7 separate regions of the Homo sapiens genome follow, and all the other regions are linked to region 2. A link is a contact called in ENCODE Hi-C or POLR2A ChIA-PET data. All regions are on one chromosome and are shown on one strand. Each heading gives the region's core, a stretch centred on a gene start or an enhancer-like site at or near the end of the contact. The rest is flanking DNA. Distances are from core to core; before and after follow the strand shown. Region 1 has its middle 23 kb from the start of PKP2. Region 2 holds the start of ALG10 (ALG10 alpha-1,2-glucosyltransferase). Region 3 overlaps BICD1 (BICD cargo adaptor 1). Region 4 overlaps FGD4 (FYVE, RhoGEF and PH domain containing 4). Region 5 overlaps BICD1 (BICD cargo adaptor 1). Region 6 overlaps FGD4 (FYVE, RhoGEF and PH domain containing 4). Region 7 overlaps FGD4 (FYVE, RhoGEF and PH domain containing 4).

Region 1 (3,069 bases), core at 86-2,585, 1.1 Mb after region 2:
ACGAGGAGGAAAAGCAACCAACATTTCTCGGGCATTGAGGAATATGTCCTGTAGTTCCCACACTAGCCTGTGATTAGTGGCTAATCTAGCTGCATTGTCTTCAGCAGAGTGTCCTTAACCAAATCTGTTGGTTCCACCTACACAATGATGGTCCCTGGAACCAACGGTAATCCCATTTCCTCTGTGCGCTTTTCTTTATAATTGATTGTTCTTCCTCTGCATAACTACATATACTTCTCTTGTCTACATGTCCGTTAATAGCCTAACTTCCTCTTCTCTTTTGTTTGTAATTTGGGTGTGTCCATGTTACTTAGCAAATGTATTTCTTAAAAGTTTGTATATCAAATATTTATGAACTTAGTCATAGTATAAATGTACTGGTGAAATTGCCGTTTAAAGACATCTTTGATGAATGCTATTATAAGGTAAAAATCCTGAAAGTAGGCCTGGCACGGTGGTTCACGCCTATAATCCTAGCACTTTAGGAGGCCGAGGCAGGTGGATCACCTGAAGTCAGGAGTTCAAGACCAGCCTGGGCAACATGGTGAACCCCGTCTCTACAAAAAAAACAAAAATTAGCTGGGCGTGGTGGCAGGCACCTGTAATCCCAGTTACTCAGGAGGCCGAGGCAGGAGAATCATTTGAACCCGGGAGGCGGAGTTTGCTGTGAGCCAAGATCACATCATTACACTCCAGCCTGGGCTGGAGTCATGAAGGAAGAGGCCCCATGAATGAGATTAGTGCCCTCATAAAAGAGACTCCAGGCCAGGCATGGTGGCTCACACCTGTAATCCTAGCACTTTGGGAGGCTAAGGCAGGAGGACTGCTTGAGATCAGAAGTTCCAGACCAACCCGGCCAACATAGTGAGACCCCATCTCTATTTTTTCAAAAATAATTAAAAACCAAAAAATTACAATTAACAGAAAGGAGACAACAGATAACTCATGGCCCTATCTGCCCTGTCTGTGAGGAAGCAGGCCCTCACCAGACACCAGTCCTTTGATTTTGGACTTCCCAGCTCCAGAACTGCGAGAAATAAATTGCTTTTCCTTATAAGCCACCCAGTCTATAGTAATTTGTTATAGCAGCCCAAACTAAGACACGAACTTTCCAAACCTACTTTTACTTTTTTTTTTCCTAAGCAAGACATCTTAAGCATTGTTATTCTTTGGATACCTAAGTTTTAGCTCACCGCAGATGGTTATGAAGGGAGTCTCGACCTTCATCACAGACTCATTGAGTTTTCTTGGCATCAGTCTGCAGCATTCTTACTTTTAAGTTCACAGTACTCTCTTTTTATGAGTCATATAACTTTAAATGCACTGACAGTTTCATCATCATTATCATAGTTTTAGCATGTAGAGTTTAGTTTAGGCTCTCTTTGAATTCACTGAAACCACCTGGTCCTAGAAACAACTAAACAAAGGTGTTTATATTGGAAGCACTCAAAAAGATCAAATGTCAGGGTCAAATCCTGTTTGTTGTTTTCTTCATTCTTTTAGCATTTCTGGTGAATGAGGTATGCAAGAACTGAAGAATACATGCTCTAACTGATGGGAAAGAGAAAGAAGGCAAACGACATCTTATTTCAGTCATTTAAAAATCACAAAGTTTCAAATGAAAAGGAGAATCCCCTAAAACCACCACTTGGTGTCACTGCTGTAGCTCAGCCCCCACTTCAGAGGAGAAAAGAAGCCGGTGCCCTCCTAAATCAGTCGCAGGAAAAGAAAAACAAGGGGAATAATGTTATATATTTTCATGGATTTTTTAAAAGGTAATCTTTTATTTTATTTTCTTTTATTTTATTTATTTATTTTATTTTGACTGAGTCTTGCTCTATCACCCAGGCTGGAGTGCAGGGGCGCAATCTCAGCTCACTGCAACCTCTGCCTCCTGGGTCCTGCCTCAGCCTCCTGAGCAGCTGGGATTACAGGCAACCGCCACCACGCCCGGCTGATTTTTGTATTTTTAGTGGAGACAGGGTTTTGCCATGTTGGTCAGGCTGGTCTAGAACTCCTGACCTCAGGTGATCCTCCGGCCTCGGCCTCCCAAAATGCTGGGATTACAGGCATGAGCCACCACACCCGGCTTCAATTTTAAATTGGGTTATTCCATCATGTTTCTTTTTCTTGCTCTGTAGAGAGAGGAGAATTACAAGAAGGGGCTGAACAGATACTACTGGACACAGGCAAACATTTAGGGCCCATTTCTGCCATTCTCAAATGTAGATTTGCATCAAAATTCATCTAAGGATCTTTTTAAACACACAGATCACTGGATTCCACCCTGGAACTAAGAATCAGAGTCACTGGGGTGGGGTACAGGCATTTATATTTTTATAAGTTTCTCAAAGTGATTCTGAATATTAGTGAGGTTGAGAAATCTCTGTTCTACTTTGCCCTACATCTCTCTTAATTTATAATATTAGAGAATGAAAGCTGACCTCTCTGATTCTATAAAACCCAACAATTTTATATTTTCACATCCTCACATGTCACTCAAAATGAAGTTTTGGATGTACACTATCCTTCACTCATCCCTTCTTTCTTTCACCTTCTTTTCTTCATGTCACCTCTTTATTTTTCTCTTCCTTAATTATTATATAGTGTATACTCGCTTCATAACAATAATTATATATTATGCTTTACTTACATGTCTATTTTCTAACTGAAGGAAAACTGAGCTGGCCTCACATCCCTTTGTTATTTGATTCTCTCTTCTATGATGAGCACTATCTTAGTTGCTCATCAGCAGCATTATTCCTCATTAAAAAACAAAAAACATCCTTTGTTGGCCAATTATATGCCTGATTCTATATAAAACATTTCACATACACATATTTTTTCACAAAACTCTATGTGGATAGTACCATTAACACACCTTTACAGATGAAGAAATTTAAGCCAAAATAATGCCACTCCACCCTTAATTAACTCAGTCTTAAAGTCTGAAATACTAATGCAAATACCTTGTCTGGTTTTCACTCTCTCCTCTAGATGCTGCTTTGTCTCACTAGAACTATCACCTTGCTGCTGACCAATTAATTGTCCAGTGTGCAGACTTCAAGG
Region 2 (2,777 bases), core at 147-2,646:
CCAAGTCTCATCTCCAGCAACAATCAGAAATTTTGAGAAGTTATTCTATGACAAGATTAAGTAAGTCCTTGGCAGAACAGGATTCGTTTTTCTTATTTTTTGCCCCCGGACCAGCTTAGTGATGGTTCAGGTAGCAGCAACCAATAAACAACAACAACTTAAAATCTATTTCTATTTTCCAAGAAATGTTCTTTAAAAGCCTTTATTTTGATAAATAAACTGCAAATGTTCCAGTTTTTAAAAGCATGGAAACATTGTTTGGGACTCTTAAGTTTAGGAAAACATTTGGACCACAGGCTCCATGATGACAGCTAACATAAACTGAGACAGAAATTGTTGCCAAACCCTCTGTATTAACGTTACAATATGCCCTATAGTAAAGATTATTGTCATTTTGCAGATGAGTAACCTGAATTTCTGAAACTCAGAACATCTCCAAGATCACAAAACTAGTAAATCACAGCACCAAGATTTAAGATCAGATCTTTCTCTAAAACAGACTTTATATTTCTAGCCAGTACCCTATATTGTGTCACCAGAGAAGCAGGGGATGCTTATTTTGATATTTATATGTACATACTTGCACAGTCAAATATATACTCAAAAATGATGTGACTTGACTGGTTGCCAGTTTATCCAGTTAACAGTTCACTAAAAATACCCAGGGAAGGAATTTGTGATTATAAATTGTCACTTTTTGGTAGCTGAAGATCCCTCCAGTCCACCCTATCCCACCCCTAAAATGCACAGTGAGGTGCTTGACAGGTGAGCTAAAGGAAAGTTTTCTGGTATTTCCAAGGAGCACCCGAATGCCTTTAATCCTAAAACAAGGAAAGACAAAGTGGGATCGATATCGTCAGCTGCCAAGAGGAGGGCTCAGTTCCCCGTTGAGTATTCTCCCAGATCACTCCTTCCTGGAGGACAGATCTGCTGTTTATTCATTCATTTAATAAATATTTCACAGATCTCAGAGACAGGAACAAAAGACTATACCCAGTTTCTTTCATGTTCTGAGGCTTGAGGGGGTGGAACAGGACGAGTGAAGTCTAAGGATGGGAGGACGTGGGGACGCTGGGACCTCTCAGGCCTCTCCTGGGGTGGGGACAGGTTGGGGACCCCACCTGGGAAAGGGAGAAATGGCCCTCACAGTAGCGCTGCGCCTGAGGCAGGTGGAAGATCTCGTCCATGTAGGGCTCTCGCAACGCCCGGCTGAAGGCGGAGAAGAGGAGGCAGGATACTAAAAAGGTACAGCTCAAGGCGGCCGAGAAATAGTAACCTTCCAGCTGCGCCATTCCAGCTCCCACAGCCACTGCCCAAGAACCTACTCCTGGAAAATTCTGAGCCTGGAAACCCGAGCTGGAAACTTGGGCTCGAAATGGGCGCGCTAGGCGGGACTAGCCAGACGGGGCCACATACCGGAAGGCAAAGGATGCTGGGAGAGCGCGGATCCGGAAAGATCGGGTCGCTGTTTCCCGGAGTGACGGGTTTAGATAACGGACCGGATGATTACCCTCTCAATCGCATTGCCCGGGGCGCACAAAGTGTCAAAACTTCCGGAAGGGGCGGGTCTCGGATTTCGCCAGCGCGGGAGGTGCGTGGCTTGCTGCTTAGAAAAAAAAAAAAAAAAAAAAAAAAAAAAAAGCCGCTTCTTAGCTTGGATCTTTTTTCCTGCTCACTTCCATCACTTACCAGAAGGTGGCGACGTTTCCCCACGTTTCCAATTCCAAGCCCTAAAATGGACACATTTTTTCCCCCGTTATTTCTGTTATTTCTCTCCAGTGATCCGAATTAATTAAACCCTCAATTCCAAGACATTTCATTCCATCAACTTTGGAGTGTAGGAAGGGTGCGTTGGTTGTGATAGCAAAGACTGAGAGTTTTAGATGAAAACTTGAAGAACCAGAGACCCGTCAATGCCGAATGAACTTCAGTGAGAGGAGTGTTTGTTCGTTTGTTTGTTTAGGTTAAAAGAGAACTCTTTCAAAATGTGGATGCTCTCAGAGGATTTAGTTAAATTGACATTCCTAGTGCACTTTCATAGTCATATTACCCTGTAGGATTTGGAAAATACATATATATTTTAGAATTCGGGATGTTTTAGGTGTGCCTGTAAATTTGGTTGTTAATATCTGTAAGGCAGCCTTCTGTTTTTCCTACTAAATCATAAGCGTGAACATCTTAGTGGGTGGCATTATACATCCTTTATGTTTGTAGTCCCCAAAATGGCTTTCACACAGTAGGCACTTAAATTTGTGGACTTTTATAGGCTGTGTAGACATCATCAAATTCCTGTATTCTGGGATTAGGTGCTGGGGGCAGGAGATGAGGTAAATAATTTGAAGAATGCCGAAGATAAATTATGTGTTGTAATTTTGTCTTGAGCATGGTTGGCCATGTTTTGTAGAAAAACTATTTCTCAGGTAACCTCAATCAGGTTGCCTTTGGCAGGAATATATCAGAATTTAGGCGGGATTTAAGGTTGCAAACCTCAGAGTTCTCAATTGAGCTCTTTTTCTGGGTTAAAACTAATTCAGTATTTCTAAACTTAAGAAAGTTTCTTAAATTAAGCTGACTGCCTTTCCATTCTGTCTCTGCCTGTTTCCTCAATGATAAGAGGAAGTAGTGGTGAATGAGGGCTGGGATGGGAACATTTACATTACTGGAATAAAGTCATGTGAGGATCCTACTCTGATGTGATGCTTAGCTTTGTTTTAACCATTATCTCCCATTTTATTGTTGAGTCCATGCTGTACTTATCTGTTTAAGTCACTTGTAAC
Region 3 (2,940 bases), core at 361-2,860, 1.9 Mb after region 2:
CTCCAGCCTGGGCGACAGAGCAAGACTCCGCTCAAAAACAAAACAAAACAAAAAGTGTGTCCAAAGGAAGGGCCTCTAAATCAGATTTCTCATGGGGCATTAGAAATATAGAATTTTGTTTTTGCCATATTTTTCATACAATCTTAGCTTAATAACAAAAACACAAATTAGTCACAGGCAGTCATCAGGACAAAAAAAAATCAGAAATATAAATTCTGAATAAGCTATAAACTAGATAACAAGGCCTTGAATAATTCCATTTTCTTAACTTTAAGTTGATATCTAATAAGACAGGAGTGCAACATCGAAACGCTGTCTTGTTTGAATTATAAATCTTCACTTTAAAGCGGCAGATGGAGCGCCTTATGTTCACAGAAAGCAAGCCAAGGGCTCAGAAAAGGTAACCACTCCGCCAAAGGGAAAGACACAAAACAGAAAACATGGCTCTGAACTTATATGCCCTCGAAGGGTTAACAGATGCCTGAATTTGTGAGAATTTTACAGAATTAGAATGGAACTAGTACAAAGTCCTCCAATGTGTTTTCCTTTCTGGGTCATGCAAACACGTACGTTCTACGGAAGATTTCAAGTACAACAAAAAAATCCGGGTTTCCCATCACAGAACCTAAGTCGCCGCATTTCCTCTGGTGTATAACATGTTGTTGATGCAGTTATTGTCCTTTGTTTTTTTTTTAGCTCTGTTTCCTTAAATGCCAAAACTACACACACGAAGTATGTAATACGAACACTGTGACAATGAGGAGATGCAAGTAACATTTTATTCACCTGAAGAAACTAAACCCCAACATTTTGCTTTTTGTCTACAGACACAGTTCCTGTAAACACAGAATCAAATACGGTGCGCGTAGAAAATAAAAAGATCCTCCCACACTATGGCACTTCCTTCAATGGAGGCTACTCGGGAGGCTGAGGCAGCGAATTGCTTGAACCCGGGAGGCGGGGTTGCATTGAGCTGAGATTGCGCCACTGCACTCCAGCCTGGGCGACAGAGCGAGACTCCGTATCAAAAAACAAACAAAACAACAACAACAACAACAAACAAGATGTTGTATTCTTGACATTTAGGCATTTTCTAAAATATTACATTTTTTATAAAATTTCTCTGCCATGGAAAAAAAATCCACCTTTGCCAGAGCAAAGGAAGCCAGTGAAAGAAGTAATTCATTGGGAGTATAATTATAAGCATTTAGCATTGTTTTGAACATGAGAAAAAGGCAAGCTTTCATCTAACAGATTTTCATAATCTCAAGAAATAATTCATCTGCCATTTATTTTCAGGGAAATGTGGTGCTTCTTGGAAGAAGCCCAGAGGATCCTGCTGTTAAACCAAGACCCATGCAGGAAAAAAAAATTATCCACTCCACAATAACATGGCAGGTAACACAAAGGCAGTGGTACTTCTCCAGCCGGGAGAGGCCCCCTCAAAACAGGAACTCCTGCCGGCTGACTTAATTACAGCACAGCAAGGGAATCCACTACAAAGGCAGGAGCCACTGAACAGAGAGCTGCTGAGATCCGTCCTCGGTACACGGACAGATGGTTCTGCTGCTTCTCGGCTGGTATAAGACCTTATAGAAGACTCTGAAAACTGAAACACGCCAACAAGTTTTCTGTTACCAGTATTTTTTTTTTAACTCTGTGCCCAGGCCAGGAGCGGTGGCTCACGCCTGTAATCTCAGCGCTTTGGGAGGCCGAGGCGGGCGGATCGCGAGGTCAGGGGTTTGAGCATCCTGGCCAACATGGTGAAACCCCGTCTTTACTAAAAATACAAAAATCAGCTGGGCGTGGTGGCGCTTGTCTGTAGTCCCAGCTACTTGGGAGGCTAAGGCACGAGGAATCGCTCGAACCCAGGAAGAGGAGGTTGCAGTGAGCCGAGATTGCACCACTGCGCTCCAGCCTGGCGACAGAGCGAGACTCCGTCTCAAACAAACAAATAAACAAAAAAACCCTTTGTGCCCACCGTATGCTAGCGTAAAAGTAATCTGAATTTGAAAGTCAATCAGCAAGTATTTACTGAGCGACGTGTAAGGGATAAGGAAAAGGTCTAAAGCAGCTTATCTAGTTTAGGGACATGGATTAAACTCTGATTTAATTTTAGGGCTTTTGACTTTTTCATCATCACACACAGACACACACAAACACACACACACAAAATTAGAGGAGAGGCCATGAAAGCACTGCCTTGAAAATTCTCAGACAAATTTACAGAAACAGAGTGAGTCCATGTAAGAAACCTGACCTTATACACAGGGACGATGCACTGAAACCTGTTTCACAGCAAAGGGAACTGAAAGTTTCTAAAGCAGTCACCACAGCAGCCACGTGGCTTAGAACACAAAACAGACAGCCCCCTAAATTATGAAGTCATACACACAGCTGCTAAATAACAGCACTGAGTAAACTCTATCTTGTAAAAAATGTTTAAACAAAATGAAAATTTAACTACAAACATTATTTATGGAATTAATATACATGCAAATTTTCTGCATGCAAACTCTACCTTCCTGGTCACTTTGAAGGATATAAATTAATCAAAATCACAAAATTCTTCAATCTTATGTAAGAATGTACAATAATGCCACTGAAGCAATTTAGAACTTACAATGCCCATAGCATAGAATCTATTATATATAGATATCTAATTATATCTATCTAAACACATACATATACAGATGCTCCTCAACTGATGATGAGATTATGTCCTAGTAAACCCATCATAGTTTGAAAAATATCATAAGTCAAAAATACATTTAATACGCCTAACCTATCAAATACAGCTTACTTAGCCTCACCTACCTTAAACATGCTCAAAACACTTACATTAGCCTATATTTGGGCAAAAATCACCTAACACAAAGCCTATTTAAAGTAAAGTGTTGAATAGCTCATGTAATTTGTTGACTGGTGTACTGAAAGTGA
Region 4 (3,034 bases), core at 534-3,033, 1.4 Mb after region 2:
ATTTAAAAACACCTGATATTTCTATAACACTGAAGTTGAGAACTACCAATCTGGTGTAAGAACAGAAAGGAGGAAAAAAAATCAAGCAGAATTTTAAGCAAGAAAATTCCAGATTGCTGATAACCACTTCAATTAGTCACTACAAGGGTTTGTGAAGTCACATTATTAAATCATTCTATATAGATTTTTCAAAAGATGTGCCTATTTAATGAGGTTTGCTAAGCACAACTGTATTAAATGACTTTGGACTCAGCAGAAACTATTTGATAATAAGGCTATGATAAATGTCATTGCCTTTGAACTTAAAAAAGACTCCATATAGAAGAATAACAAGGTCTGGGCATCTTATCTGTCAGAAAATTTTATTTTTTCATCAGTTCAAAGCATTCTTTTTCATTAGAAACCAAATTCTGTAAATAGAGCTCCATTTCTTAGGGCAAAATTAAGACCGTATCACTTGCTTCCAAGAAACTGTTAACAAAAGAGATGAAAAAATAAGAAATGTTCTTGTTCCTGTTAAACAAAGCAGAAATCCCATTAAAGTATATACTGAATTCACACCATGATCAGGGTACTGCAAAGCATCAAAGCTATATTAAGACATGGTGTTTGCATTTGAAGCAAACAAGTGACTAAAGGCTTCACAGAGAAGGGAACATTTAATGCAACCTCTGATAAGTACAGGCTCTGAAGAAAAAGACAGACTAGGGAGCGAGCCCAGGAGGAGAAACCTGAGAGAACAGGCCCACAGTAATGAAGCATGAAGTATGTTAAATGAAAGGGACAGAGAGGTTTTCTTGGCAAAAAAAAAAAAATAAGTAGAGGAAAATAGAAGACGTAAAGTAATGGTAATATGGGTAATAATGTCAAGGTGAGTTTAGATTTTTTTCATCTAATGTAGATTTTTGTGCATGACAGTTGTATCATTAGATCTGAGCTCTATTAGATTAATCTACTGCAGTGTGGCTTTAGGGGGACGGGGGAAACTAGTTTGGAAGTTGTTATTATAGACCAGGAAGAAAATAATAAGGGCCTGAAATTGGCATAGAAGCTGAGAGAATAGCTTTCCTTAATAAAGTTTAAGATATTAATTATATAAATTTAAATATCTCATTGGGTTTTCCCAAAATCTATTACGTACATCAAGGAAAGTATTACTGATCCCAAATATTTTACATGAAGAAACTGTGGCTCAGATAATTTAGGAGCGTTTCCTAAGGTCAAGTGACTATAAGCAGCAGACTTAGGATTCTAAACTAGGTTAGTTGATTCCCAATCTACCACTCTTTTCACAACCCATGTCATTTCATCATAATATAGAGAAGACAGACATTGTACAGATAGAATTCAGAGTGTGACTAGACAATAACTACCACTATCACCACCATCGCCACTATCATTTAGTGAGCACTTACTATGCAACAAGCACTACGCTAAGCAATTTGAATACATTATTTCACAGGCAAATGAACACATACAGAGAATGAAGACATGTAACAAATCAAAGATAAAGCTAAGTTGTCAAGCTCTGGTAAATGACAGGATAATGGTGTCACCTAATAAATCCAATACATATCAGAATAATTATCTACTCTATGTAAGGCCTAAAAAGTCAGATGGAAAAATGCTTGGGAGCTAAAAATAGGAAAAGAAAATATTGACTTTGTTTGGATGACAAGATATTCACATGCTCAGCTGTTTGTACCTAGAGTTTGGGAGTAGAGAACTAGACTAGAAACAGCAACCCTAGAGGAACCTGTCTGGCAAGTTAAAGGCATGTGGGAATAGGATATCACTGAAAAGTATGAAAAGAAAGAAGAATGTAGAAGGCAAACTTTGTGCTCTGCCTACATTTCAGAGTTAGCAAAAGAAGCTAGTAAAAATCAAAGCAGGAGCCCAATATTCAGTAAGGTAGGGGAGTGTTTAATTACAAAATAAAAGAATGTTAAAAAAAAAAAGGAGTGAAGGGGATGAGGCAGACCTTCTGGCTACAGCTGAATGAAGAGACTGGCAAATCCTCCCTGTTAAAAGCAGCTGATAGGCCGGGTGCAGTGGCTCCTGCCTGTAATTTTAGCACTTTGGAAAGCCGAGACGGGGGAATCATTTGAGGCCAGGAGTTTGAGACCAGCCTGGCCAACATGGCGAAACCCCGTCTCTACTAAAAGTACAAAAATTAACCAGGTGTAGTGGCATGTACCTGTAATCCCAGTTACTCAGGAAGCTGAGGCACAAGAATCGCTTGAACCCAGGAGGCAGAGGTTACAGTGAGCCGAGATCATACCACTGCACTCCAGCCTGGGTGACAGAGCAAGACTCTAACTCCAAAAAAAAAAAAAAAAAAAGCAGCTATAAAGCTAGATAAAATTGACAAAACAATATTTGCATTTTAGAAATTGATTAAAAGGCATGCAACAACCTGAAATCTGTTTACACTTTAAAAATTGTTGAACTTTGGGTAAGAACGGTGAGAATCTGTGGCATTCTAGCCTGTGGCTGCTCCTGTTCCTCTCCCAGCTCAGTCACTATGAAGGGGCCATCAGGGTGGCACGGACTGTGAGGACTGGCAGCTCCTCTGCTGAGGCTGAAAAGGGCTCATTCATTTGGAGTGGTGGGCAACATACACACCCAACAACATCAGTAGAAGTGAAGATCCCTGAGGTGAGTGAGAGGTGAGAGCCAATAACTCTACTAGCCAGAAGTTGTGGTTGTAGATGTGAAAAATACAGTAATTGAAAAGAAAAATTCACTATAGGTTCAACAGCAGATTTGAGATGACAGAAGAATCAGGGAACTTGAAGAAAGACTAGTAGAAATTATACAATCTGAATAATAGAACAAAGATTGGGAGTATCATTTGAACCCAGGAGTTCAAGGCCAGCCTAGGCAACACAGCAAGACACCATTTCCAAAACAAACAAAAGGAACCCACCAAAATTTGTGTAATGGGAGTAAAAAGATTTTAAAAAAGAGAAAGTGAAAAGGACAGAAAATATTTGAAGAAATAATGGCTGAAAACTTCTGAAAATGATTAAAA
Region 5 (3,024 bases), core at 130-2,629, 1.7 Mb after region 2:
TCTCTGCTCCATGAGGTCATCCAGGAGCCAGGCTCTTCCTCTGTTGTTGTACAGCCTTCTAGTCTAGACCATACTATCTCAGGTGGCTTGCCATTTGATCATGTTCTAAGCGGTGGCACAAAATAAGGAGCACACTGTCTCCCTTTAAGGACATTAAAAGTTACCCACATCACTTGTTATATATCATTGGCTGGTACTAGTCTTATGCCATTTGGCTGCGAGGAGGAGTGAAGAATGTAGCCTTTACTCTGGGCAGCACTGGGCCCAGGAAAAAACTGAGAAATACACCGTCAGAAGGGAACAATGAAAGCTGATGGTAAACCAGCACTCACTGGTCACCGAAACACTGTGGTGCTCTAATAGGATGCAACTCATAAAGACATATGTATAGCAGATGTTTCTAACAATGCCAGTTGTATATGTGAATATGGATAGTGTTATTTCAGTGAAAGAATGTGCTCACCACACTATGGTGTGTGAAATGCATTATGAGGACTGGGCACGGTGGCTCAGGCCTGTAATCTCAGCACCTGTAATCTCAGGCCTGTAATCTCGGTGAATTGCTTGAGCACAGGAGTTTGAGACCAGCCTGGGCAACATAATGAAACCCTCTCTCTACAAAAAATAAGAAAATTAGCCAGGTGTGGTGGCGTGCACCTATAGTCCCAGCTATTCGGGAGGATGAGGTGGGAGGATCACTCGGGCCCAGGGAGGTCAAGGCTGCAGTGAGCCCTGATGGTGTCACTGCACTCCAATCTGGGTGGCAGAGTGAGGCCCTGTCTTGAGGGAAAAAAAAAAAAAAAGAAATACATTATGTACAAAAGATGCCTCTAAGGCAAAAAAAAAAAAAAAAATGGTCATTGGAATTTCAACATGTCCCTGATAGAATTACTCAAAAGAGTCAATATTGGAGACCATTATTTATAATATCCATTATTTAGAATGAAAACTAGAAAGTGCTAATTGTTCTACCATGAATATGCATTTGAATAAATATAACAAAAAATTAACAAATCTATCAATGGCATACTACCAATAACTGTCTTCTAATCAAGTAGGAGTTTCTGGGTTACATATCAACTACATTACTTAAGATTATGAGTACTTCATGGGAGAAAAATTGCACTTTGGGAAAAATGATAACTGGGCACTATAAATAGCATGTTACAAACATGATGGCATGGAAATGAAATATACTTTTCACAACTCCAAGGAGTTATTACCTGGCCTGGGACACCTAATAACTTGACAGGCCCTGGCTATCTACTACCTGCTCAAAGGCATGTGTCCCTGTAGTTTGCATTCTGTACTCTAGTGGGCTCCCCAGGCTGGTGTGTGCTCCCGTGTCCCTTCCACCAATTCAGACATCAAATGATTTAAAGCAGAGATCACAAGGGGTGCCCATAGACCATCGAGCCTATAGATGTGCTTTATTTGGCTTGTAACACGTTATAAAACTTTTGGAATTGATTGCCAATATTTAGAAAACTGATGATTTCACAAACATTTGAAAACTTCTGATTTCTTTTTTAAAAAAATCAAAAGTTCGGGCTGGGCTCAGTGGCTCACGCCTGTAATCCCAGCACTTTGGGAGGCTGAGGCGGGCGGATCACGAGGTCAGGAGATCAAGACCATCCTAGCTAACACAGTGAAACCCCGTCTCTACTAAAAATACAAAAAATTAGTGGGGCGTGGTGGCAGGTGCATGTAGTCCCAGCTACTCAGAAGGCTGAGGCAGGAGAATGGCGTGAACCCAGGAAGCAGAGGTTGCAGTGAGCCGAGATCGCGCCACTGCACTCCAGCCTGGGCGACAGAGCAAGACTCCGTCTAAAAATAAGTAAATAAAAATAAATAAATAATTCAGGCAACACTGGGCCCACCTTCACAGAGCACAAAAATCACCTGTAAGTGAGCACTGGCTGTTCCTTTTCCATCTACTTTTTCTTTTGTTTGTTTGTTTGTGACAGGGTCTTGCTCTGTTGCCCAGGCTAGAGTACAGTGGCTTGATCACAGCTCACTACAGCCTTGATCTCCCAGTCTCAATCAATCCTCCCACCTCAGCCTCCTGGGTAGCTGGGATTGCAGGCGCATACCTCCATGCTTGGCTTTTTTTTTCTTTTTGTAGAGACAAGGTTTTGTACCATGTTGCCCAGGCTGGTCTCAAACTCCTGGACCGAAGCAATCCTTCCACCTCAGCCTCCCGAAGTGCTGGGATTACAGGCGTGAGCCACTGCACTCGGCCTCTACTTTTTGTTTACATCTTGTACTTAATGCTATTTATAAGCTGCTTGTGGTCATTTGAGTTCACTGCTCCTGCCCTGTGACTGACTCTCTCCAACCTTTTCCACCGAGCAAACAACCTTTCCCACACTAAAGCATCCAGTCACCTTTCCTTTATACTTGCTGACTGACTGCATTTCAACTAGGTTGTTACTTCAAGCAAAAACATGCATTTTTTACTTTATCTCTGGTAGTGAAATGAAAGGTTCATTCTCTGATTATAGGAATCTCAATTTGTTAGCCAGGAAGCAGGGGGAAACTGAGGATGAAGTGTGGAGGAAGAGAGGAATCCAGAAACGCATGCTCAACATGATTTACTGCTTTGCAGGTGACTTGGGATGAAGGAGTATGGAAATCAGAAGGGCCTTTACCTCCTTATGAAAGGAGAAGCAAGGATTGCCCTCAGTGTGGTTATAAGAAAGGCAACTTGGAAATTGCTTCAGACAGCAGTGTGTTTCCTTGTGTCATGGTTTCTTTCAGGCCTGCTTAAATACTGTAAAGTTGGGCCGGGCGCAGTGACTCGCGCCTGTAATCCCAGCACTTTGGGAGGCTGGGGTGGGTGGATCATGAGGTCAGGAGATCAAGACCATACTGGCTAACACAGTGAAACCCTGTCTCTACTAAAAATACAAAAAAAAAAAATTTAGCTGGGCATGGTGGTGGGTGCCTGTAGTCCCAGCTACTCAGGAGGCTGAGGCAGGAGAATGGCGTGAACCCGGGAGGCAGAGCTTGCAGTGAGCCAGG
Region 6 (3,082 bases), core at 82-2,581, 1.5 Mb after region 2:
TCAATTTCACAGAAGGCCTGAAGGCTCTACCCCTCATCTCTTGCCACTTTGCTTTCAAAATATGGTTCCTAAACCATGCTCCCTCTATCAATCACCCAAGGTTTTGAGAAGGAAGTCAAGAAAAAATGTTTTCATAAATTTCCACAGGAACCTATTATTTTTTCCAACTTTGAAATAACCATGCAGCTTCCAGAAAAGGCTCCTCTGAGACTTCAAGAAAATAAAACGTTAGTTCTGCCCCTGCCAGGTCACACAAAGGATAAAGTACAGTCAGTTACTTGCTACTAACTTGAGAGAGAAGAAGGAAGGCTTTCATTTCTCTATTTTTTGATGAGCTGCCTGATCCAAATTTCTTCTAATTATCATCTTCCTTCCCCCAAGACCCTAACGCACAGCTTGCTGGGGTAACAGCAGCAACTTGGGCCTTTTGTGTTGGCCCGAATATTCTTAAAGGCCAAATTCAGAATGTGGAAAGAAAAGATACCCTAAATATAACGAGGATCTTCCTGTCTTTTGCAAATCATCCACTCTACGTATCCACCCCCACCCACAACAGATAATGATAATCTTACACATGCAGTTTCTTTTTTAATACAATCTCAGAAGTATATTACAGTAATAATATTCCAAAGAAAAAAGAATATTAGTAGATGCAAATTTAGTCAGCTTTTAAATATCTTTGTAAGTTACTGAATTTGTGGTAGGAAATAAGGTCAAAGATAAAAAGGGAACTAATTTTTTAAAAAACAGCTCATTTCCATCATATGCACGTTTAAATGGGTACTAAATAAATTATAAATTTATTTGCTTGGAATTTTCTAATTATTATTTTGGCAATCTATATATTGTCAACTTTAGTAATCATGTTGAAACAAACAGGTCTTCGGTACTATGCTAAGGATTATAAAATACCTATATAGCCTTTAAGACACAACAGTTCATCAGTAGTGGAACTTAAATAATCTCGTATTAGTAAACAGTTCACTGTTCATGGAGTATGGCTTATCTTCATCCTCTGCACAGGATAGCAGAGGCAAATGTTATTTGCCACAAATGGGTAAGGATTCGAGTTTAAAACAGCAGAAATTAGAGTAACCTATGGCAAACTAGAAAACAATATTTTTTAAAGTAAATGCTAAAACTCAAAAACATTTAAAATCCCTTCTAAAGATGTTGTATTTGTTTATTTACAAAGAATTACTGAGCCCCATATGGGACTCAATATAGTATACAGGACACATTGTTAGGGACTTGGGAATGTTTTTTATAAAGTCCTGCCCATCAGTTCAGCCACACCAGCTTTTTCAGTTCCTGTGACGTTAAGGTCTCTACATATGACTAAGTCTAATTATTCCCTGTGGGTTGTTTCCTTTGAACATTTCTTCACAAACGTAATTAAATATTCATGCAATGTCCTTTTTTTTTTTTTTTTTTGAGACGGAGTCTCGCCGTCGCCAGGCTGGAGTGCAGTGGTGCGATCTTGGCTCACTGTAACCTCCGATTCCCTGGTTCAAGCAATTCTCCTGCCTCAGCCTCCCGAGTAGCTGGAATTAGAGGCATGCCAGCTAATTTTTGTATTTTTAGTAGAGACAGGGTTTTGCCACGTTGGCCAGGATGGTCTCGATCTCCTGACCTCGTGATCCACCCGCCTCGGACTCCCAAAGTGCTGGGATTACAGGTGTGAACCACCGCGCCCAGCCTGCAATGTCCTTTTTTCTAGAGGACAGGGACCCTGTCTGTCCTGTTCATTATTATGGCTCCCATGCACATTGTTTTCAAACACTTTATACAGTCTCATTAAATAGTTCCTTCTCGAGGAACCAAAGGGAGAGCAAACAAGTAAAATAGTAATTGACAAGTTTGGCTGAGGCTCTGTGACTGCTGGAGGTACAGAGCGGAGGGTAAGAGAAGGCTTTCTAGAATACTTTATCTCTAAACTTCTTGAGGGCACATCCCTATCAGAATAAATCCTGGGCATGCATCCCCTAGTATGCATATTCGCACACAATGTAGGTAAGAGTTAGATACAAGCATTCCTGTATTAAGATACACACTTTAAAACACAAAAATAGGCCAGGCGCGGTGGCTCATGCCTGTAATCCCAGCACTTTGGGAGGCCGAGGCGGGTGGATCACGAGGTCAGGAGATCGAGACCATCCTGGCTAACACGGTGAAACCCTATCTCTACTAAAAATACAAAAAAATTAGCCAGGCGTGGTGGTGGGCACCTGTCATCCCAGCTACTCAGGAGGCTGAGGGAGGAGAATGGCGTGAAACCGGGAAGCAGAGCTTGCAGTGAGCCAAGATTGCACCACTGCACTCCAGCCTGGGCGACAGAGCGAGACTCCATCTCTAAAAAAAAAAAACAAAAAACAAAAAAACCCACAATAGAACTTAAAATAGGGCAAGGTAGAGGTAAAAATACTATTGTTAAGAGAACAATGTGACTGAATCTGCTTGTTTTTAAAAAATCTTTTAAGGTAAATGCTAAAACTCAAAAACATTTAAAATCTCTTTAAAGCTCTTGTATTCGTTTATTTAAAAAGAAATTGTAAAATATTTCACAATACAGCAATTTGGAAGAGTAAATCTATCTCAGTTTACTTCCATACTTAGTTTCAATGACTGCCATGAAGAGAGATTCATCGTCCTAAAGGGAAGAAGTCTATCACTGGATGCACTTACTAAGTCACAATACCTATTTTTAAATACCATCTACCAGTTATACAAAGGTTTTTCTCAAAATTATTCTGGCAAATTTCCATCTATAGTAATATCTCAGAAGATATTACATTATTTTTCAAAACTTACTCTAAAACATACTAAAACTATTCAAAGATTTTTTATTTTATTTTATTTTGAGATGGAGTCTTGCTCTGTCACCCAGACTGGAGTGCAGTGGCATGATCTCAGCTCACTGTAGCCTCTGCCTCCTGGGTTCAAGTGATTCTCCTGCTTCAGCCTCCCAAGTAGATGGGACTACAAGTGCACACCACCACGCCCAGCTACTTTTTGTATTTTTTTCTTTTTTAGTAGAAACGGGGTTTCACCATCTTGGCTAGGCTGGTCTCGAACTCCTGAC
Region 7 (2,720 bases), core at 42-2,541, 1.6 Mb after region 2:
ATTCACATACCTCTCCTAATTTCAACTGCTCAAGGCAGTTGAAACCTAAAAGCAAGCTTATTGAAGAATCTGCTAAGAGAAGGCTAACATTTTGAATAAAGTACAGTAAGTACAGAGTTTTCAACTTTATCTTAACGGCAGATATTTTTACCTTTGTCATCTTCAGCTGATGTCTTAGGAGTTAACTGTTATCCCAAGTCCGCTCTATGGAAGTGCAGTATTGTTAGATGCTATACCTCTCCAAACCATTTCAATAAGGCAAGTGAGAAGTCAGTATTTTCTAAGATGGGAAGAAATGGTTCAAGAACCATTCCTGGCCAGACGCGGTGGCTCACGCCTATAATCCCAGCACTTTGGGAGGCCCAGGCAGATGGATCACTTGAAGTCAAGAGTTTGAGACCAGACTGGCCAACACAGCGAAACCCAGTCTCTACTAAAACTATAGAAATTACCCGGACATGATGGCGTATGCCTGTAGCCCCAGCTACTCAGGAGGCTGAGGCAGAAGAATCGCTTGAACCCGAGAGTAGAGCCTGCAGTGAGCTGAGATTGCGCCACTGCACTCCAGCCTGGGTGACAGAGCAAGACTCTGTCTCAAAGAAAAGATCCATTCCTGCATAGTCCTACCTACAACACAGGAGACCAATAACAATGTAAAAAAATAATTTTCCCAGTGGCCAAGAATGTTATCAGTGGTATATACAATGTATCAGTGGTATTGTGTGGTATGCAGGGTAAGATGAAATAGTATTCAACATCAATAGCAGGATTATGTCTAGAAAAAATTTTGCTTTTACTAAAAATGAAAAGACACTGGTCAAATGCAAACCATCCAAAGAGTAACAGGGAATTCATATTACATGTTAATATAACATTACTTTCTAAGACTTTAGGAACAAATAAAAACATCTGCTTATGTGAAATCTGCTGGTTTTACTCAATGAATACCACGGATATCCGTGTAGTGAAGCTCTGGTAGTTGCTACATGAGCTTTATCAAACATCTTTAAAAAGGCCTGGGCCAGGCTGCCCAGTAACACATCTGGGTGCGGTTGGACACCTCGCCTCGCTCATCGTATAGGGAGCATAAAGAGCCTCCGTGCTCAGCCACGTGTAGCTGACATGGATTTCCTGAGCAGAGGGCTTTTCTTTCTTTTATGGGTGTCCCAGCTTCTTCAAGACCTTCACTACTCTGCCTCAATGAACAGTCATTTCTGTTTTGAGGTGTAACCTTTTGTTTTCATACCTTCAGCTTGAAGTCATCCTATGTTTTGTAATCAGCCGTCTGGCCAAACGTCTGACCCGAAAGAGAATGTATTTACATTCCTGCTGCATTGTTCAGCAGCCCCTTCATGTTCTGTGTGATTTGTTTTCTTTTTCCCTTTTTTTTTTTTTTTTGACATGGAGTCCCACTCTGTCACCCAGACTGGGGTGCAGTGGTGCAATCTCGGCTCACTGCAAACTTCACCTCCCAGGTTCAAGCAATTCTCCTGCCTTAGCCTCCCACATAGCTGGGACTACAGGCGCCCGCCACCATGCCTGGCTAATTTTAGTAGAGACAGGGTTTCACCATGTTGGCCAGGCTGGTCTCGAACTCCTGATCTCAAGCTATCCACCTGCCTTGGCCTCCCAAATTGCTGGGATTACAGGCATGAGCCACCATGCCTGGCCCCCATTTTTTGTTTTTTATATGCAGGGAAGTAATGGTACTGGTAGTGTAGGTTCACTGTGTGGTTCAAACATGAATTTCCAACACACCAAGCTGCTAATGAGATAGCAGCTTTTTTTCTGGGACCTAGTGTCATAACCAAATTGATTTAAGACCAGACCCAAGACACCTTTAACGATAGGATTAAAGGGAAAAGGGATAGGGAAAAAGCTTATTAAGAAATTTATCAACAGTAAAAGTAAAGCGGGAGAAGCACAACCAGGCGTAACACCAAACTGGTTCAAGGGAGAAACAAGGCTTTGGCATTCTGCTGGCTCCAGTGCTTCCTCTGAAACCTGAGGCTTGCCAATGTGTGGACACTGTGCAGTCTTTTATTGCAGCCATTCAATGCCCACATGTTTTGCCTTCTTGTTTCAGAAAAGCACAAAGTCACAACAAAGTATTTTCTTTCCTTCCAAAGCCTTTTGTCTCCTTGTGCCACTTTTTATCCTTAGGAAAAGATACAGGTGTTCCTGAAAAGAACCATAAATGGAACAGGGGAGGCTGGTCCTGTTGCTGTTGCTGATTAAGTTTTAAACTTTTATTTATTATTTATGTGTGCTGTATTTTAAATAAACATTCTCTCTCCTTCCACTTCCAGTCATAGTGTGCCTGTAGCATTCCAGTCCAACCACATAATTTATTTATTCTAATAGGAGGGCTACACTGTACATCACGGTGTCCAGTGACAACTTGTTCCAGACATTTACAGAAGGAAAATATCCTAGGTAAATGAAATCGTCATTCTGTGTCCTCCCCCGACAGCAGATATGTCCTTCCGTTGAGTGAGGATAACCTTATGTCCACCAAGGGTACTTTGAGAAAGTCCCTAAGGAGCAAGCTTCTGTCCCACTGTTTCAGAGTATTTATTCTTTGAACACGAAAGTATTGGTTAGTTATGTTCTCAGCTCTCCTTGCTGTTGCATTTGGGCACTCACTCACTGCAAGTAACTTAGATCTTTTTATTTGAATGAATTTTAAAGCAGTAAGTAGAATTACAAAGGAATATGAA

Evidence for each region. A loop is a pair of places that touch in the nucleus more often than their neighbours do. ChIA-PET counts read pairs that join two places held with the same protein, here RNA polymerase II (POLR2A). Pooled maps may share reads with other maps.
Region 1: a loop to region 2 is called in a map of endothelial cell of umbilical vein, with 9 times the contacts of the local background. The contact joins the enhancer-like site here to the promoter of ALG10 in region 2. A Hi-C loop is called at or near these places in 3 of 168 maps with a recorded cell type or tissue (GM12878, MCF 10A and endothelial cell of umbilical vein), 23 of 37 single-sample maps with no recorded cell type and 13 of 50 pooled maps. POLR2A ChIA-PET finds 5 or more read pairs at or near these places in 5 of 52 experiments (Caco-2, H1, HepG2 and 2 more).
Region 3: a pooled map shows a loop between it and region 2 (6-fold over the local background). The contact joins the enhancer-like site here to the promoter of ALG10 in region 2. A Hi-C loop is called at or near these places in 1 of 37 single-sample maps with no recorded cell type and 5 of 50 pooled maps. POLR2A ChIA-PET finds 5 or more read pairs at or near these places in 3 of 52 experiments (A673, OCI-LY7 and activated CD8-positive, alpha-beta memory T cell).
Region 4: a loop to region 2 is called in a map of naive thymus-derived CD4-positive, alpha-beta T cell, with 6 times the contacts of the local background. The contact joins the enhancer-like site here to the promoter of ALG10 in region 2. A Hi-C loop is called at or near these places in 1 of 168 maps with a recorded cell type or tissue (naive thymus-derived CD4-positive, alpha-beta T cell) and 7 of 50 pooled maps. POLR2A ChIA-PET finds 5 or more read pairs at or near these places in 1 of 52 experiments (Caco-2).
Region 5: a map of CD4-positive, alpha-beta memory T cell shows a loop between it and region 2 (6-fold over the local background). The contact joins the enhancer-like site here to the promoter of ALG10 in region 2. A Hi-C loop is called at or near these places in 2 of 168 maps with a recorded cell type or tissue (B cell and CD4-positive, alpha-beta memory T cell) and 6 of 50 pooled maps. POLR2A ChIA-PET finds 5 or more read pairs at or near these places in 2 of 52 experiments (A673 and activated T-cell).
Region 6: a loop to region 2 is called in a pooled map, with 2.7 times the contacts of the local background. The contact joins the enhancer-like site here to the promoter of ALG10 in region 2. A Hi-C loop is called at or near these places in 1 of 168 maps with a recorded cell type or tissue (gastrocnemius medialis) and 4 of 50 pooled maps. POLR2A ChIA-PET finds 5 or more read pairs at or near these places in 3 of 52 experiments (AG04449, BJ and naive thymus-derived CD4-positive, alpha-beta T cell).
Region 7: POLR2A ChIA-PET joins it to region 2 with 11 read pairs in BJ. The contact joins the enhancer-like site here to the promoter of ALG10 in region 2. POLR2A ChIA-PET finds 5 or more read pairs at or near these places in 3 of 52 experiments (BJ, CD8-positive, alpha-beta memory T cell and GM12878).

Annotation. Positions count from the first base shown.
Region 1 is chr12:32,917,902-32,920,970 of GRCh38, reverse strand. No RefSeq gene overlaps it. Among named protein-coding and RNA genes, the nearest start is that of PKP2, 23 kb to the right of the region's middle. Within about 2 kb of position 1,335, at least 4 of the 41 ENCODE cell types and tissues checked have a DNase peak (open chromatin) inside an H3K27ac peak, as active enhancers do; they include PC-3 and endothelial cell of umbilical vein, where a contact is called at or near this core.
Region 2 is chr12:34,021,115-34,023,891 of GRCh38, reverse strand. ALG10 (ALG10 alpha-1,2-glucosyltransferase) reads right to left here and starts at 1,396. Exons shown (of 3, transcript NM_032834.4): 1 at 1,122-1,396. The coding sequence starts at 1,292. RefSeq lists silencers at 1,390-1,576, 1,490-1,639.
Region 3 is chr12:32,138,586-32,141,525 of GRCh38, reverse strand. All of the region lies in intron 1 of BICD1 (BICD cargo adaptor 1), which reads right to left. Among named protein-coding and RNA genes, the nearest start is that of BICD1-AS1, 33 kb to the right of the region's middle. RefSeq lists an enhancer at 1,531-1,580. Within about 2 kb of position 1,610, at least 11 of the 41 ENCODE cell types and tissues checked have a DNase peak (open chromatin) inside an H3K27ac peak, as active enhancers do; they include A673 and OCI-LY7, where a contact is called at or near this core.
Region 4 is chr12:32,604,245-32,607,278 of GRCh38, reverse strand. All of the region lies in intron 7 of FGD4 (FYVE, RhoGEF and PH domain containing 4), which reads right to left. Among named protein-coding and RNA genes, the nearest start is that of DNM1L, 74 kb to the left of the region's middle. Within about 2 kb of position 1,783, at least 4 of the 41 ENCODE cell types and tissues checked have a DNase peak (open chromatin) inside an H3K27ac peak, as active enhancers do.
Region 5 is chr12:32,300,711-32,303,734 of GRCh38, reverse strand. All of the region lies in intron 3 of BICD1 (BICD cargo adaptor 1), which reads right to left. Among named protein-coding and RNA genes, the nearest start is that of FGD4, 97 kb to the left of the region's middle. Within about 2 kb of position 1,379, at least 4 of the 41 ENCODE cell types and tissues checked have a DNase peak (open chromatin) inside an H3K27ac peak, as active enhancers do; they include B cell, where a contact is called at or near this core.
Region 6 is chr12:32,519,725-32,522,806 of GRCh38, reverse strand. All of the region lies in intron 1 of FGD4 (FYVE, RhoGEF and PH domain containing 4), which reads right to left. Among named protein-coding and RNA genes, the nearest start is that of FGD4, 120 kb to the right of the region's middle. Within about 2 kb of position 1,331, at least 4 of the 41 ENCODE cell types and tissues checked have a DNase peak (open chromatin) inside an H3K27ac peak, as active enhancers do.
Region 7 is chr12:32,435,787-32,438,506 of GRCh38, reverse strand. All of the region lies in intron 1 of FGD4 (FYVE, RhoGEF and PH domain containing 4), which reads right to left. Among named protein-coding and RNA genes, the nearest start is that of FGD4, 38 kb to the right of the region's middle. RefSeq lists an enhancer at 583-1,082. Within about 2 kb of position 1,291, at least 2 of the 41 ENCODE cell types and tissues checked have a DNase peak (open chromatin) inside an H3K27ac peak, as active enhancers do.